2 separate regions of the Mus musculus genome follow, and region 2 is linked to region 1. A link is a loop called in an ENCODE intact Hi-C map of the cell type or tissue named here. Cell type or tissue: left cerebral cortex. All regions are shown on one strand.

What was found. A loop is a pair of places that touch in the nucleus more often than their neighbours do. Peaks named below come from ENCODE experiments on the same cell type or tissue, not always from the same donor. Only the 100,000 strongest peaks of a DNase experiment are listed, where the experiment ranks them.
Region 2: it touches region 1 in a loop (2.0-fold over the local background); 3 of 42 quality-filtered maps call a loop at or near these places.

Annotation. Positions count from the first base shown.
Region 1 is chr17:63,657,830-63,665,829 of GRCm38, forward strand. No RefSeq gene overlaps it. Among named protein-coding and RNA genes, the nearest start is that of Fbxl17, 160 kb to the left of the region's middle. In left cerebral cortex, a CTCF peak has its summit at 3,615; a DNase peak (open chromatin) is centred at 3,339; H3K27ac peaks cover 805 bases.
Region 2 is chr17:63,717,746-63,725,745 of GRCm38, forward strand. No RefSeq gene overlaps it. Among named protein-coding and RNA genes, the nearest start is that of Fer, 140 kb to the right of the region's middle. In left cerebral cortex, a CTCF peak has its summit at 3,336 (motif pointing right); DNase peaks (open chromatin) are centred at 1,806, 3,379, 5,025, 5,639 and 1 more place; H3K4me3 peaks cover 734 bases; H3K27ac peaks cover 570 bases.

The DNA of each region.
Region 1 (8,000 bases):
TCTAAGACAGCTCTCAGTCACAGCTGCAGACTGAAATAATCTGGGCTATTTGGGAAACAAAATAAGGCACGCCCATATCCTACCCTAGAGTAGTGGCACCAGCCCCCAGAAGCCAATGCAATCACAGTGATCAAAGCTGTTGCCATATACAACGCAGTTTCTAGGAGCAATGTCTCCTGGAGTCAGTGGGAGAAACATCCTCTGACAACTACTGATACATACACACACACACACACACACACACACACACACACACCAGCTAGAGAAATATTAAGCTATGTCATTGGAACAATTTAGTATTCATTATTGGTAAAATACCAAATCATCTGTCTCAGGTATTAACTCTTTCCCACTTATCTGTTTTTATCTTTCCCCTGAGTGTTCAAACAACTGTGTTTATTATCAACAGCTCTCCCCTCCCTCCCAAATCCATTCAAAGACACAAACAGTATCTGAAGGCTCCTGCTCCTGCTTGCCGAATTTTGAGTTTTAGGCCAAGTTATGGCTATAGCATACCGCTTCTTCAACACACCTGGCTTATGGCTTCGTAGTGTTTGCTGATTGCCGTTTTAAATGCTTTATATGTACTGGTCTCAGTAGTGAGGTGTTATTCCTATACAACGTGTCTTGTATGGGAAAGTGGTACAAAGTTGAGAAAGCACACTAACTGCCCAGCAGACAAGGCTGTGCCTGTCCCAAGATCTTTCCTCTCCACTGTCACCAACTAATAACTCAAAGTGCTGGTTTCATTAGACATAGCCAGGGACACTACTCATACATATGTGCTCAATCTCTGTGATGCACTTCCTGTGAACCATCACAGCTGATCCTCGTGACCACTGCTAATGTGTTGATGAGCCTGTTTATTCACAGCAAATGTAACAATGGCAAAGGGAGGTAGAACTGCTCCCAAACAAAGAGATACAGAAGGGCAGAGCCTGAGGTCAGAGCCTAAGATATGGACAGAGAGCCAAGGACTCAGAGCCAGTTTCACAAGGTTGGGAGTTTATAAAGCATCTGTCCAGATACTGGTGGGGATTTTTAACTCATCTCATAGTCTGGGAGTTTACTTTACAAGCCTATTTTAAGAGGTGTTTAACAGCTCGGGCCAGTTTTATCTTTTCTTACCAGAGTAACCCTTTCATAAGGACAAGATCTTTGTGCAGTGTTGTCCAGTGTTCCTAACACATACAACTCTACATTAATGACCATAAGTATCTGTGTTATGGTTTACATCTGAAATGTCCCTATGAGCTCAGCTGTTTAAACTCTTTTTCCTCAGCCAGGTGCACTACGGGATGCTGTAGAGCCCTTGGGCCTATGACAGATAAGAATTGGATCACCAGAGGGCTCTAGAGGTAATACTTGCTTTTTGTTCTGGTGGATCAGAAATGTCCTTCCTGATCCACTGAGATATAAGAAGTGGCAGGCAAAATCTCCTGCTGCCATGACCCAAGCCACATCAGTAGCATGCCTTCCTCACCATGATGCAATGATCCCTCTGGAACCGTGAGCTCAAATCAATCTCTCCTCCCTTAAATTGTTTCTGTTAGGTGCTTGATTACAGCAACATGAACCTGACATAATTTGTGCAATGAATGAATGAATGAATGAATGAATGTCTGCTTTGCTTTTGGTGAAGAAAAGCACAGAACATTTTGTCATTTGTAACCTGCTCATATAGTTTGTAGAAGGCATGGCTTCTCTTCTCTTCTCTACTCTTCTCTTCTCTTCTCTTCTCTTCTCTTCTCTTCTCTTCTCCTTCTGTGTACCTCAATATTTTGGAAGAAGCTTCAGGGTGGGTGGAAAGCTGGCAAGGATCCTGGGATGGAGGGTCCTTGGTTGTCCCCACCCTGATTGTGGTGGTTTGACTAAAAATGGCCCCCAATAGGCTCATATTCTTGAATGCTTAGTCATCTAGGAGAGAGACTCCTTGAGAAGGATTGGGAGGTGTGTCCTTGTTGGAGGAGGTGTGTCACTGGGGGGTGAGTTTTGGGGTTTCAAAAGCACAAGTTCAGGCCCAGTGTCATTCTCTTCCTGCTACCTGCATATCTGGAAGTAAAACTCTCAGCTCCTTATTCAGTGCCATGTCAGCCTGCATGCCACCATGGACTGAACCTCTGAAACTATAAGCATGTCCTGATTAAATGTTTTCTCTTACGATGGTTGCTGTGGTCATGGCATCTCTTCACGGCAACTGAACAGTGGTTGAAACAGAAGTCTGATCTTCCCTTACTTGCTTATTTCTGCAAAATAAGGTGTGTCCTCTTTCTTCGTTAGACCCTCACACACTTGTGTTCTGTTTTGTGTTGCTCTCAGTGCTATTCCCTAATATTTCCATAGTATTCTGCCCAGCTACATATTCTGCTGCATACTTTACATCATTGTGTCTAACTTTCACAAATGTAGAGTAAACATTCTGTTCCCATTCTACCAGTAAGAGGGGTTAGGCAACTTGCCAAGGCCACATAACAGGTTGAAGGTGATGTCAGGATACAAACCAAGGCTCTCAAAACCCAACACCATCTAGCCATGTCTGTGGGTTCTGAAAATCGCAGAGAAAACATGATTTGTCATCAGTAGGAGAAGGAAGTGTGCATGTTGGAAATATACTCCTCATCTGTCAGATATTTACACGAGACAATGCACTGTGTTAATAGCTGGGTTCTATGTGTTTTCTCTGCCTTTTCTTTCTTCTTCTTTTCTTTTTTTTTTTGGTTTTCTGAGACAGGGTTTCTCTGTGTAGCCCTGGCTGTCCTGGAACTCACTCTGTAGACCAGGCTGTCCTCAAACTCAGAAATCCGCCTGCCTCTGCCTCCCAAGTGCTGTGTGCCACCACTACCCAGCCCACTGACCTTTTAGTTTTGACACTTCTTTTTGTACCTCTCCTCTGTCTAGTAACAAAACAATGGGATTGCTCAAGTACCATTCCTACACCTCCCTCTGAGGCACTGTTGTTGACCATGTCTCAGGAACTTACATCTTCCAAACCTTTCTTCCAAGACTCATAAGTCCAGCTGACTACATCCCATGGTCTTGCTTTTCCCAGGGACTTTTCATATCAAACGTCCTTGGAGCCAAGCTAGTTGGACTACTCACTATTCGTTCGCCTACACTTGGAAGCCCCAGTTCTCTCCAGTGTTCTACATGTTGCAGATGTTGCCTCTTCCTGTTATACAAGCTGGAAATCTGGGAGCAATCTTCCTAATGTCCTCGTCTAGTTCATGACAAATACTATTAGTCTTTTCTGGGCGACTGACCAAGTTTTGTAACTGATCCACCCACCCACATCCATTCCGCATCCGTTACCATTTCTCTTTCCTTTTGCAGCCTAAGTAAATGTTTTTGAAAAGTATAGCTGACTACATCAGCATAATTCCTTCCTTCTTTTCTTAGCCTCAGCTTACACCAAAAATACCCTTACAGTTGTATCAGCCAGAATTACATCAAGAACTTGGCGGGGCTGCTGGAGAAAGGGTTCAGTTGTTAAGAGAACAAACTGTTCTTCCAGAGGACCCGAGTTTAGTTCGTAGTACCCACGTTGGGCAGCTCACAAGTACCAGTAACTCCTTCTCCAGGGTATATGACATCCTCATCTGGCCGCCCTTGGTACTGCAGTCATATGCGCACACTCTTGCCTTGCCCCCTACACACGCAAAGTGTGATGAAAAATAATACGTTTAAACCCTAATTAGAGAAATAGAATTATCAAGTAGAATAACTAGAGGACTTAGTATTAATGTTAATTCTGTTAATAGTGTTAATGAGATACTAGGATCGCCCAATGACTAGATGTATGTGGGCAGGAGATGGCAGCTGTATGCAGATGTTAACCCACAGAGCTGTGGCCAAGATGACCTTTCAGGGAAGGGGCTTGGGAAACACATACTGAGGCCCATTCAACTCACAGGCAGTCTGCTGCTCACTCCATCCTCCACTGGCTTACTCCTCATGGCCGGCTCCGTCTGCTTTCTAACAGCACCCAGGATGACCAGTCCGGAAGTGGCCCCACCCCCAGAGGGCTGGTCCCTCCCACATGACTCCTTAGTTAAGAAGAATTTCTCCAGGCTTGTCCACAGCCTGGCTTTATGGAGGGAATTTCTCAACTGAGGTTCTCTCCTTTTGGATAATTTTAGTTATGTCAGGTTGATATAAAACTAGCCAACACGCAGGGTTCTAGTTGCGTGTACCAGTACAGTAAAACACTACTTTACTACAATCAGACCTCCTCATGTCTGTACTAGTTAACCAATTCCGAATTATCCCTTCTTCCTAAGCCTGACCTAACCAATTCAGGGCTGATTCCGCAGCCCCACCCCTTCATTTCTTCAGCATCTTGCTGCTTCCCTGCAAGCAAGCTGCCTTTCCTGTCTGTGTTCTAATGAGGGGAAAACATCCTAGCTGTTTCTCTTTTTTGAAACAATTAAGCATATGCTGTCATTCTCTATTTTAAAACCACAAAAAAATAATAATAAATTCATGAAACCGAAGACTATCATATAAAACTTAACACCGAAACACAATGAGCTGTTCCGATTAAATTGTCGTGCTCCCAAAGAAGCCGAAGCAGATGTTTTATGAGAACGTCAGCTATTCGGATTGTGATGCTCTCGTGGGAAATGACTGTTTCCCATACATAGAATATGTAGAGTACTTTTAAGACAGTTACTTCCAGAAACTTGGCAGATTAGCCATCTTGGAAATCTCCCCTGTGACACCTAAACCCGCCGTGGAAGGTAAAATAAACAACTTCCAAAGTGCACACTCTCCCTGTAAAACGCCGTAAATCCACAGGGTTCCAACAGGAAGAGAGAGAATGCTGGAGAGGGGACGATGCCCACAGGCTGCCTGCTCCCTAGAATCAGACGCTGTAGAGATTTGCATGGCTGCGGAGGGAGCCCTGAAGTTGGGTGAGAAACCGGAAGTGAGGACTCAGTTAAAACCCAGGCCTTCAGCATTTCTCCATTTGCTGTAAAATAAACAAACAAACAAACAAACAAATAATAAAAATGCTGTGTAAAGCTATTTTTAAAACACAAATATTGCTTATTGTTTTCAGGTACAAAATATAATGCCTTTTGGGGTTGAAATGAGTGTGGTGGCGTATGGTTCTGTGTAGGGCGCAATGTCTAATTTCTTAAAGTGTATCCAACTGGGTTTTAATGTTATTTAGGGGAACGTTTTGAATGAAAAGCTGTAAGGAAAATGAACGAGTCCACAAACAGCATACATAGTATGCGAATAGAACCGATGAAGGATGTGTGCAGAAAGAAGTATAGAATAGAGCAAATTATAGAGGAAATATTCCATATAATTTAGAACATGGAAAGTGCTGCTGTCTTGAGTGGATTTTAATTAAGTAGGTACAAGCCAGAGTCATCTGAGAAAAAAAATGCCTCCATCATGAAATGCCTCCATCAGATTGCCTGTAGGCAAGTCTGGGGCGTTTGCTTGACCGATGATGGATGTGGGAGGGACCATCCCTTGTGGGCGGGGCTGGGCGGGTGGGCCTGATGTATAAAAGAAAGCGAACTGAGCAGGCTAGTAAAGATCCCTTCTCCACTGCCTCTGCTGTGGTTCCTGCCTCAACTTCCCTTAAGGGTAGTCTCTAAGCAGTGCAATGACATGAGCCTTTCCTCACTGCGTTAACTTTGATCGTGGTCTTTATCACCTCAATAGAAGCAAACTAAGACAATTACTATTGACTCAAAGTAGATGTAGATAATATGACTATAAAGAAATACAAGACTGGTAAACATTAGATCATTATAATGGTAACACTGCAGGGAAGGTGTGGAAGGCACCTGGGAGGAATACATTGAATTAATCTCATCTTGCTGGCAGCATATTGGCTCTTTTGTTAGGTGGTGCTACGTGCATCATGGTTATTTTAACCTTTATTCACTTTTTAAATTATTTATTTTATTCATAATATTATAATATAGTTACACCATTCTCTGTTCCTTTTCCTCCCTCCAAACCCTCCCACATATGTAATTCTACCTTCTCTCAGATTCATAGCTTCCTTTCAAATTAAGTTTTATTATATGCATATATAATGTACATACATATACATTCCTAAATATTACTTGCTTGGTCTGTATAATGTTAGTTGTACGCATGTTTTCAACGCTGATCATTTGGCTGGGCTCTTCCCTGGGGAAGAAGATTTTTTTTTTTTCCACTCTGAGTATTCCTTAGTTGCCTATCATGTCTTGTGTAGGACTGAGGAGTTGTGGGGGTTCCCCTGTCCACTTTAGCGCACCTATTGTTTTTCTTCTTGTTAGCTGCTGTAAAGGCAGCCATGGTGGTGAGACTTTAGGGAGGTAGCTCATGACTAGGAGATGCAGTCTCACCAAAGAATCCTTAATCCTCGGGCTCTTACACTCTTTCAGCTTGGTCTGTAGTGTTCCCTGGGCCTTAGATGCAAGAGTTTGTTTTTTTTGTTTTGTTTTGTTTTGTTTTGTTTTGTTTTGTTTTTTGCAGATGTATCTATTGGGACTGGGCTCTGCAGTCCTGCATTTTGGTTGGTTGTGCTTTTCTGTAATGGTTTCTATCTGTTACAAAGAGAAGTTTTCTTGATGAGGAGTCTTAGTTGCTTTTCTATTGCTGTGGCAAAACATCACAAAAGGCAATTTACAAAGAAAGCATTTAGTTAGGGGTCTCACTGTCTGAGGATCTAGAGTTAAAATTCCTAGGTGAGAGTTACTATTGCTGTGATGTAACAGCCTAATCAAACTAACACATACACAGAGAGAGAGAGACAATATAACGTTGGTTTTTCCAGATCTGGGAAACTAATTATGATCTTTTCTGGTTCCATTTATTAACATGCAGAGCTCATGGTTCATTTTTCCTTACATCAAAGCACCTTTGAGTTGCATTTCCCAAATTGCCAGGGATGATGAACATTTTTGAAATATTTCTCTCTTCAGGTCCCAAGGCCTACTTTTGATTGAATATTGTGATTATTATGATTATTAGTTTCTTGAGTTCTCACTGTATTCTGGATATAATCCTCTGTCAGAGGCTACACCGGCTTGCTTTATGTCAGCTTGATACAAACTAGAGTCACTAGAGAGGAGGGAGCCTCGACTGAGAAAATGCCTCCATAAGATCTGGCTACAGACAAGCCTGGAGGACATTTACTTAATTAGTGACTTATTGGGGAGGGCCCAGCCCATTGTGGGTGGGGGCCATCCCTGGGCTGGTGGTCCTGGGTTCTATAACAAAACAAGCTGAACAAGCCATGTGGAGCAAGCCAGTAAGCAGCATCCCTCCATGGCCTCTGCACCAGCTCCTAGTTTGTTCCTGTCCTGCTTAACTCATCGTCCTGAATTCCTACGATGATGAACTTTGATGTGGAAGTGAAAGCTGAACAAACCCTTTCCTCCCCCAGTTCCTTTGTTCATGGTATTTTATCACACCGATAGAAACTCTTAACTAAGACAACTTGGAACCAGGATAGTGGGGCACACACAGGTCTGCTGGGACAGACCTGACAATGTTGTTTTAGGGAGGATTGTGACAGGGCTTTGCAATGCTGGGCTAGAAAAGGCATTGACTCTTCAGTGCTCAGTGAAGTGTTCTGTAGGAGCTCGGAAGATAAGAGTGTTGAGGGCAACACAGACAATGGAGGCCTGGCTTGTGAAGTTTCAGAGGAAAGTTTAAAGACTCTATTGGGGCCATTTGTTAATTTTTTTTTTTTTATTAGGTATTTAGCTCATTTACATTTCCAATGCTATACCAAAAGTCCCCCTTACCCACCCACCCCCACTCCCCTACCCACCCACTCCCTCCCTTTGGCCCTGGCGTTCCCCTGTACCGGGGCACACAAAGTCTGCGTGTCCAATGGGCCTCTCTTTCCAGTGATGGCCGACTAGGCCATCTTTTGATACATATGCAGCTAGAGTCAAGAGCTCAGGGGTACTGGTTAGTTCATAATGTTGTTCCACCTATAGGGTTGAAGATCCCTTTAGCTCCTTGGGTACTTTCTCTAG
Region 2 (8,000 bases), 60 kb after region 1:
AACAACAACAACACCAACAAACCCGTGGAGAGATGACCAATTCCATTTCCGGATCAGGGGAAACACAAAGCAAGCTTGGAAGAGCTTTTCCCAGGAAGGAGGTACCCAGGAACAAAGGCAGCTTGTCAGGAAGTAAGAGGGGTCTACCTGCAGGCACAGTGACAACCGACAGAGACTATTAACTGTGGAATGTCCCATCCTCCCACGTCTCCAGGGACAGATTTGACTGGGACATCGAGGGACTAGAGAAAAGGCAAACACACAGGCACACAGAGAAGCTAGAATAGGATCTTGTGTGATCTGGGCTCTCAGATGGAGGACCATAGATAGCACTTGGGAGATCATCCTGTGTATTACATGCAGTTGGCCAGGAAGGTGGGGTTAGTCCATACAGCCCAGTCAAGGAGGCGGCTTGGCTAGTCTCAGTAGGAGGGTTTCTGCAGGGGAGCGGTCTTCATACAGTGAAGACCCAGGGGCCAAAAGCTACAGTGAACATTTTCTGTGCACAATACTAACATCTGCACATCTGCATATGGACTGGAAGAAGGCTTCACATCCTTCTGAGCCTCACTGGGGGTCCGGAGTTTCTTGACCCTTAACAGGGCCGTGCCCCTGTCCAAAACAAACTCAGACTTCGGTCGCTCAGGCCTCCTCCACTCCCCACAGAGGACCACATCTGATTTGACTTTTTCTTTGCATTTATTTATTTGTGTTTCTGTGAGCGCGTGCCCAAATGCATACATATAGCAATGCACAGGTTTGGCCATCCAAAGCCAAGGCATGGATCTCCTTCCATCCTGTGGGCCCTGGGAACGGGCCCTCAGGTCGTCAGGCTTGGAGTTTTTTCTTTTTTCTTTTTGGCTTGATCAACACTTACCTTTCAGAACCCGCCAACGTCTACCCTAACTGTTTTCACGAGTCGCGCCTTTTAAGAGCCTGCGTATGATGGATGCTGAATCCTGCAGCATGTGTCTCCCTGACCTTAACTCTCAGCTGAGCCCATCCATTTCATACACTGGGTGGTGAAAGCAAAAGATGAGGAAGCGGGATCGACACTGTGTAGCCTGCTCAGCTAGCTGTCCAATGCAGCTCCAATGGGTTCGTTCCCTGGGTCTTGATTCCCTTATACTTGCACTGAGAGGTGACTTCCCTGTGGGAGCCTCGTCTTGACACCTCTGCTCATCCCCGAGGCCCAGGCTGTGGGCTCTAGATCTGCTCTTGAGAAGCCAGCTGTAAGCCGTCCACTCTCTTCTTTCTCCTCAATATTCACATCCTCCTGATTGATGCTGCTCCCCGGTTCGTTCACTCAGTGTCATTTTGCTGCTGTTTCCAAGTGACAAATGAGTGTCAACCTTCTTCACTTTATGAGACTGTTAATGTCTCTAAAAGGCAAGATGCACCACAGCATCCGCAGGAATCCAACGCTAATGCCGTCAAACCTATGACAATCTCCTCAGACAAGTGAATACAGAGAATAAATCTTTGTCAGCAGACTTCTCTGTCCATTAGATTGAGAATTTCATGCCAGCCACATTTAAAATCGTGTATAATATTAAAACTAATCAGTGTTTATTAAAATTCAGACATGTTCACAACTGTTGGAGCACCCGAGCGCCTGTAAGTTAAATTGATTTTAGTCCTCAGACACCCATTAACAGCGCGGCTTCCCATCTTCATAATGAAATACAGTTGTGGAGGGGTGTTTATGATCTGACACCTATCTGATTTATACGTGACCTTGACGGGAATACTCTGTGTGGGAGAATGTGAACAATTACCACCTCCCCCACTTTGATTGCTGTGTTGCAGCTGTGTGTTCCCATTTGCAGCCCGCACGAGACACAACAAATACCAAGTTAGATTCCTTCAGCCTACATCAGACACAATGCAGATGAGATGTTCAGACTGGATATTAACCCGCTCAACAGGAAGCTAACTAAGCAGGCCCTGAGATGGCACAGTAAATAACTTCAGGGGTCTTTATAATTCCAAAAGAAAAAAAAATCAGACACAATACACTGGATAACCTGTTTTTAGGCACATTTAAACAGTATGGAAGCTTACAGCTTGGCTGTCTCTGGAATGACTTGAGATAGTCTAAGACAGCCAGGTCTAGGATTATGAAAGAAAGTATCAACTCTGATTTTACTTTGTTTGCTGAGACAAACCTGCTTGCAGACCCGAGCTCTCCACGCTGCTCTCTGGTTGTCTGGAGTGTGGCCAGAGGTGGCAGGGGATTGGCAGACTGTCCCCTGCCTCCACCATATTCCTTTTGGGGAAATTCTGTTTGTAAACTTTTTTTCCTCTTGCCAAAATGTGCATAGGTTGGCCAAAATCTATAAGCTGTAAAGCCATTCTTCTGACGAATGAATGGTGGTGAAGAATCTGGAGACGCATCTGCCACTCCCATTGCTGGCCCAAGCCCTCTGTGGGGTTATAACAACTACATTTTGATTTGTTTTTTAGGCTTGAGAATTGTATCGATTTTATATTAAACAGAATATCTTACAAACAACTTTTGTCCTTCAGTGTTTTATAATTTAAAGTTGAATCTCAAATGTCTTTTTTTTTTTTTTTTTTTTTTTTTAGTGGCTAATCCAAGTATGCTTGGAGTAGCATTTATTTTGTTTTCCAGGGAATCTTTCATGTGTCAGAGCCTCTGTGTAACACTGAAGGTATGCGGCTGTGTAAGAAGGCAGAGTCCCCACTGGGCTCCACAGCTGCAGGAACATCTGGATGCTGCTGAGCTTAGAGTCTCCATTGACTTTATCTTGGGGGGCGGGATTTTATGAAAGGTGGCAGGTAGATGCCCATAGGGATTAAGAAAAGACCATCAAAGCATGCGACTCATGTTTGAGATAATACAAATACTAGAAAGTGAGATGTAAGAGAACTGGTAAACCGGAAGAGCATCCATCCGCAGGTGCATCCGCAGGAGGCGGTGTAGGATTGTGTTCCCTAAAGGGAAAGCGAAACTTTTTTTTTCCCCCCAGGGAAAGAATGGAGCTGTGGGGATTGCGGAGAGATGACCTGAAATAGTAGGCTAACAAAAGGAGCAGGAAGACCCTTAACAGTCCGTGGGAGATTTTTATGAGTTTCCCTGGCATCAACCACGGACCACCAATTTCACCTGCCCTGTACTTTAAATCCTGAGCAGTTCCTAAGCAAGATGGGTTTTGCAGATGCCCTGAGGCCGTTTGTAATAACTGGCTTCACTTTTCTGTTCTCTCACTTAGATCCCCACTCCTATAACATGCTAACCTCTCTCTACCCTGCCAGACTTTCAACCTCAGTCCTGCCTTGGATGCAGTGTCCCTTCCCCGAGTTTCTCCAGCAGAGGGCAAGCTGCCTGTACTCTCCCTGAGTTATCAAGACTCCGGGCTCTCTCAATGAAACCCTCAAATACTCCCCAGCAAGCAGAACAGGGGCCACACCACACAAACTGTCACCAGCTTCCCACGCCAGATCCTCAGCTCACAATGACATCACAGACTAGTGATTTTTTTTCCCCAAGCTGGAAAAGGTACCAGGTTCTTTCTGTGTCTGTGTGTCTTCCTGCCCATTGTTCTTTTTTTGGGGGGGTGGGTAGGTGGGTACTGTACCTTCAGTGAGAGAAGATTTACATGGGTTCCTCCAGACTAACACTTCAGTATTCTGAGGAGTATGGTCGAATTTCTTTCCCCTACTGTTAATATTTTCCTCTCTTACAAATTCATTCATGGCTAGAAAAGGAGAAAAAGGTAGAAGGGCTATGGGGGAAGAGATAGGAAAGAGGAACTTTTATTGAGTTAGGAGTAATTTATCTCTAAAGGTATGATAGTCCTACAGACGGCAGGCTGAAAGTATACAGGGTTTGTTGGAACATAGTTTGGTTTTGTGTATGCATTTCTGTGTGTGTGTGTGTGTGTGTGTGTGTGTGTGTGTGTGTGTGTGTGTGTTTATGCTTATGCTTCTGGAGACCAGAAGTCAATATCCAAAAGTCAATATCAGGTTCCCTCTTCAATTGTTCTACACATTGCTGTTGTCTGAGACAGTTTCTTCCTGAATGTCTTAGGAGTAAAGACTTAGATGTCTTTAGCTTAAAGACATCTAAACTGGTTGGCTAGGATTTTGCCCAAGGGATCTTCCTAACTCCATGTGCCCAGCGCTGAGGTCTTCCCACTGCTGTTCCTAACTTTTGATGTACGTGCTGGGGCCTGAGATCAGTCTTCTTGCTTACATGACAGGCACTTTACCAAAGGAGTCACCACCCCCTGTTCCCAAACATAACATGGAATAAAACTACAGAAGAAAGAGACAGGTCAAATCATAGTTGATTCTGCCTGTATAGAAACTTGGGGCAATTGAAATAAGGTCAACCTCAACATCCTTACTTTTAAAAATAGAAAAAATAATTCCCATGTAACATGGTTTTCAAAGGACTGCCCAAGCTACGTGACAGTCCCTTACACTAAGGCCTGGCCCCAGTAGTCACTCAATAAATATTCACCTTCATTTTGTCTTCATTATGGATAACAAATGAGGAAGCTGATGTTCAATTTATAGCTCACCTAACTATGGGGATAACAGTTACCATCCGAGCATTCTAGAAAGACTTGTGTATAGTCCCACTGTGTACCAGATGTCTTGAATAGTGAGCACTTTCCCCTCCAATCCTGTGGCTGGAGAGGATGAGTAGTTCACAGACTAAAGTGCTTGAGCTGTATCAGCCAAAATGAGTAAGTCTCAGAAAGGCGTTCTGCATTTACCTCGGCAGCCAGCATTAAGCAAAGAACAGGAGTCCCAGGGCAAGAGGCTTCTGGCAAGAAGGAGAAGAGATGTCTAGCTGCTCCAGCAGCTCTCGGCTGCTCGATCTCTGTGTTAAGCACTCAGAGAAGCTGGCGTTTGAGAGCTTCTCCTTCGTCCCCACCCACACAGCAAGTGTCTGTTCCCACTTTCTCTCTGTGCTGTGTTGAACGTGGTATATAGACTCCCTGACTCTGTCAGATCTCTTGGTTGCTGTTGACAATTAAGTCTTTGGAGCCTGGAGTGGTTTGTCGAGGGGAGCGGTTCTGTGTAGCCTCTGCTGTGCTTGGGCTCCTCAGCCTCTTGAGAATGCTCAACAGCTGCCGTAGCAGGTCTCATTCTGAGTGACGTCATGTTGGAAATGGAGAAGCAGCCTCCACACTCATTTGTACGGTCATTTGTAGGATTGAATTTCCCATTTTGAGGGAGGCAAATGGCATTTTTATCTAAAAACAATTTAGCTTTCTACCTTTGAAGGGGAGGATTCGGATGTGCCCGCAGAATGCAAAGCAGGTTACTGAGAAAGGAAGTGTCTGGATAAAAGGAAGCAACAGACAGAGACAAGGATGAGGGAGGACGTGAGCATCTTGCCCACTTTTGTGAGCCATGATCACACACTAACGATCCCCTTCCTCAGCGACGTGTGCTCTTAAGTTAGCTCAGCCCTGTGTTTATGTCAAAGAAGGTTGTGGACAGCCAAGTGTTCAACTTGTATTCATCTCAGGGTTGGATATTTGAAAAGGTCTGAAAGCAGAGATAGCTACCTGAGTGAGTAGAGGGCTTTGTGAGACAGAGCTCTGTGAGACAGCCTCATGTCCTGCTTGCACCAGGAGTCATATGTGTGTTGAACTAGGATCCACTACCCAGGTCCACGTCTATAGTTAAGGCAGCAGCAGAGGACACACTGTTGTCACAACTGAGATGGAGCCAGATCCATACCCTACTCAGTTGTGACAGCCACATCACAAAGGCATTGTGATAGGAAAGAACAGAACTCCGCATACAGACCTGGAGGATGGCACTCTAGGGAGATAATTGTAAATGGAGTACCAAGTCTAACATTATTTGCTATAACATCTACGTTACTTGAGGTATGTTTTTCAAATATCCCTACTTCTGCTACTTTTCTTTAAACATTTTTTAAAATGTCTTCAAAAGAGGAAGACTCATTCCTCCCTGGCGTTTCTGGACATTCTTCTCTGTGTCTGCCCATCTCCCAGAGTTAGACCTCTACCTGGGAGAGCACCAGCGACCTCACTTTCCTGGTTGCCTGTCTTATTTCCTTTTGAGCTGTATATGTGGGTTGACCATTCTAAATAAACCAAGATGTATTCATGAGATAACTCCAAGTTCTTTTTAAGGATGTGCTTTACATTCAAGAAAACCATGATGTGCTTGCCCATACCATAGCAAGAAAAATTAGAGTAACAGGATCTAAGTCTAAATGGGACTGAAGTCGCCAAGTAGTGACAGGTGCCAGAGGACTTAAGTATAAGGAGGGTAGAAATGGAGAAGCAGATATTGTCATTAAAACCAAGTCTCTAAATTTTAAGGTGTACCTTGCATTGTTGGAGAAGTAGGGGTATCTCATCCTAACATGCATGGCCATTGAAGGGAACTTGTTCTTCTTTAGCTTGATGTATTTGGGGGTAGAGAGATGGCTCAGTGGTTAAGAGCACTGGCTTCTCTCTCTCTCTCTCTCTCTCTCTCTCTCTCTCTCTCTCTTATCTTTTAAACTCACTACTATCTTTTTTATTAGATAATTTCTTTATTTACATTTCAAATGCTACCCCCAAAGCCCCCTATACCCTCCCCCCGCCCTGCTCTCCAACCCACCCACTACCACTTCCTGGTCCTGGCGTTCCCCTGTACTGGGGCATATGATCTTCGAAAGACCAAGGGCCTCTCCTCCCAATGATGGCCAACTAGGCCACCCTCCGCTACATATGCAACTAGAGACACAGTTCTGGGGGGGGGGGGTGCTGGTTAGTTCATATTGTTGTTCCTCCTATAGGGTTGCAGACCCCTTCAGCTCCTTGGGTACTTTCTCTAGCTCCTTCATTAGGGGTCCTGTGTTCCATCCAATAGATGAATATGAGCATCCACTTCTGTATTTGCCAGGTACTGGCATAGCCTCACAAGTAAGAGATATATCAGGGTTCTGTCAGCAGAATCTTTCTGGCATATGCAATAGTGTCTGGGTTTGTTGGTTGTATATGGGATGGATCCCCCGGTGGGACAGTCTCTGGATGGTCCATCCTTTCCTCTCAGCTCCAAACTTTGTCTCTGTAACTCCTTCCATGGGGATTTTGTTCCTCATTCTAAGGAGGAGAGAAGTATCCACACGTTGGTCTTCCTTCTTCTTGAGTTTCACATGTTTTGCAAATTGTATCTTGGATATGCTAAGATTCTGGACTAATATCCGCTTATCAGTGAGGAGCACTGGCTTCTCTTACAGAGGACCCAGATTCAGTTCCCAGTACCCCATGGCTACTCACAGCTGTAACTCCAGTCCCAGGAGAATCTACCTCCATCTTCTGGCCTCTGTGGGCATGCACATGGTAAACTTGTTTCCTGTGGGGAAAATACTCATAACATAAAAATGAAAATAAATAATTTCTTTTTTAAGTTTTAAATTGAAAGCTATTATATCAAGAAGAGGCCATTGGTCACTTATCGAGAGCTGCTGTAATCAATCACAAAGCCACAAAAATGTTTCCTTACAGTCATGGGTATCCACCATTGAGATGGCAGGGTCATTTTTCACTCTGTAGAGTCTGGTTATCATGTAGATGTTCATCTTCTTCCTCATCTGTGACCTACGCTTTTCTTTTATGGACACCAGTCATATTGGATTAGGTACACCCAAGCAAACTCACTTTAATTACCTCTTCAAAGGCAGTCACATATTGGAACATACAAATGTGTAGCATACACAATTTAGCCCATGACAGGCAATAAAGGAAAATGTAGTGTGGTAACACCCTCCTCCTCCTTTCCTCCTGCTAGTAACAACCATGCATCCTCATGTATCCATCTATAGTGGAGAAAAGATGTCTATTTGAAGACAAGAGGAGGTGACAAATGATCCTTAAGATATACAAAGAGAAAAACCTGTTTAATGCCAGGTACCCTTTAAAAATGAGCTGTGGTGCTGAAGAGGTGGCTCAGTTGTCAGGACCAATGGACGCTCTTCCAGAGGACTCAGGTTCTAG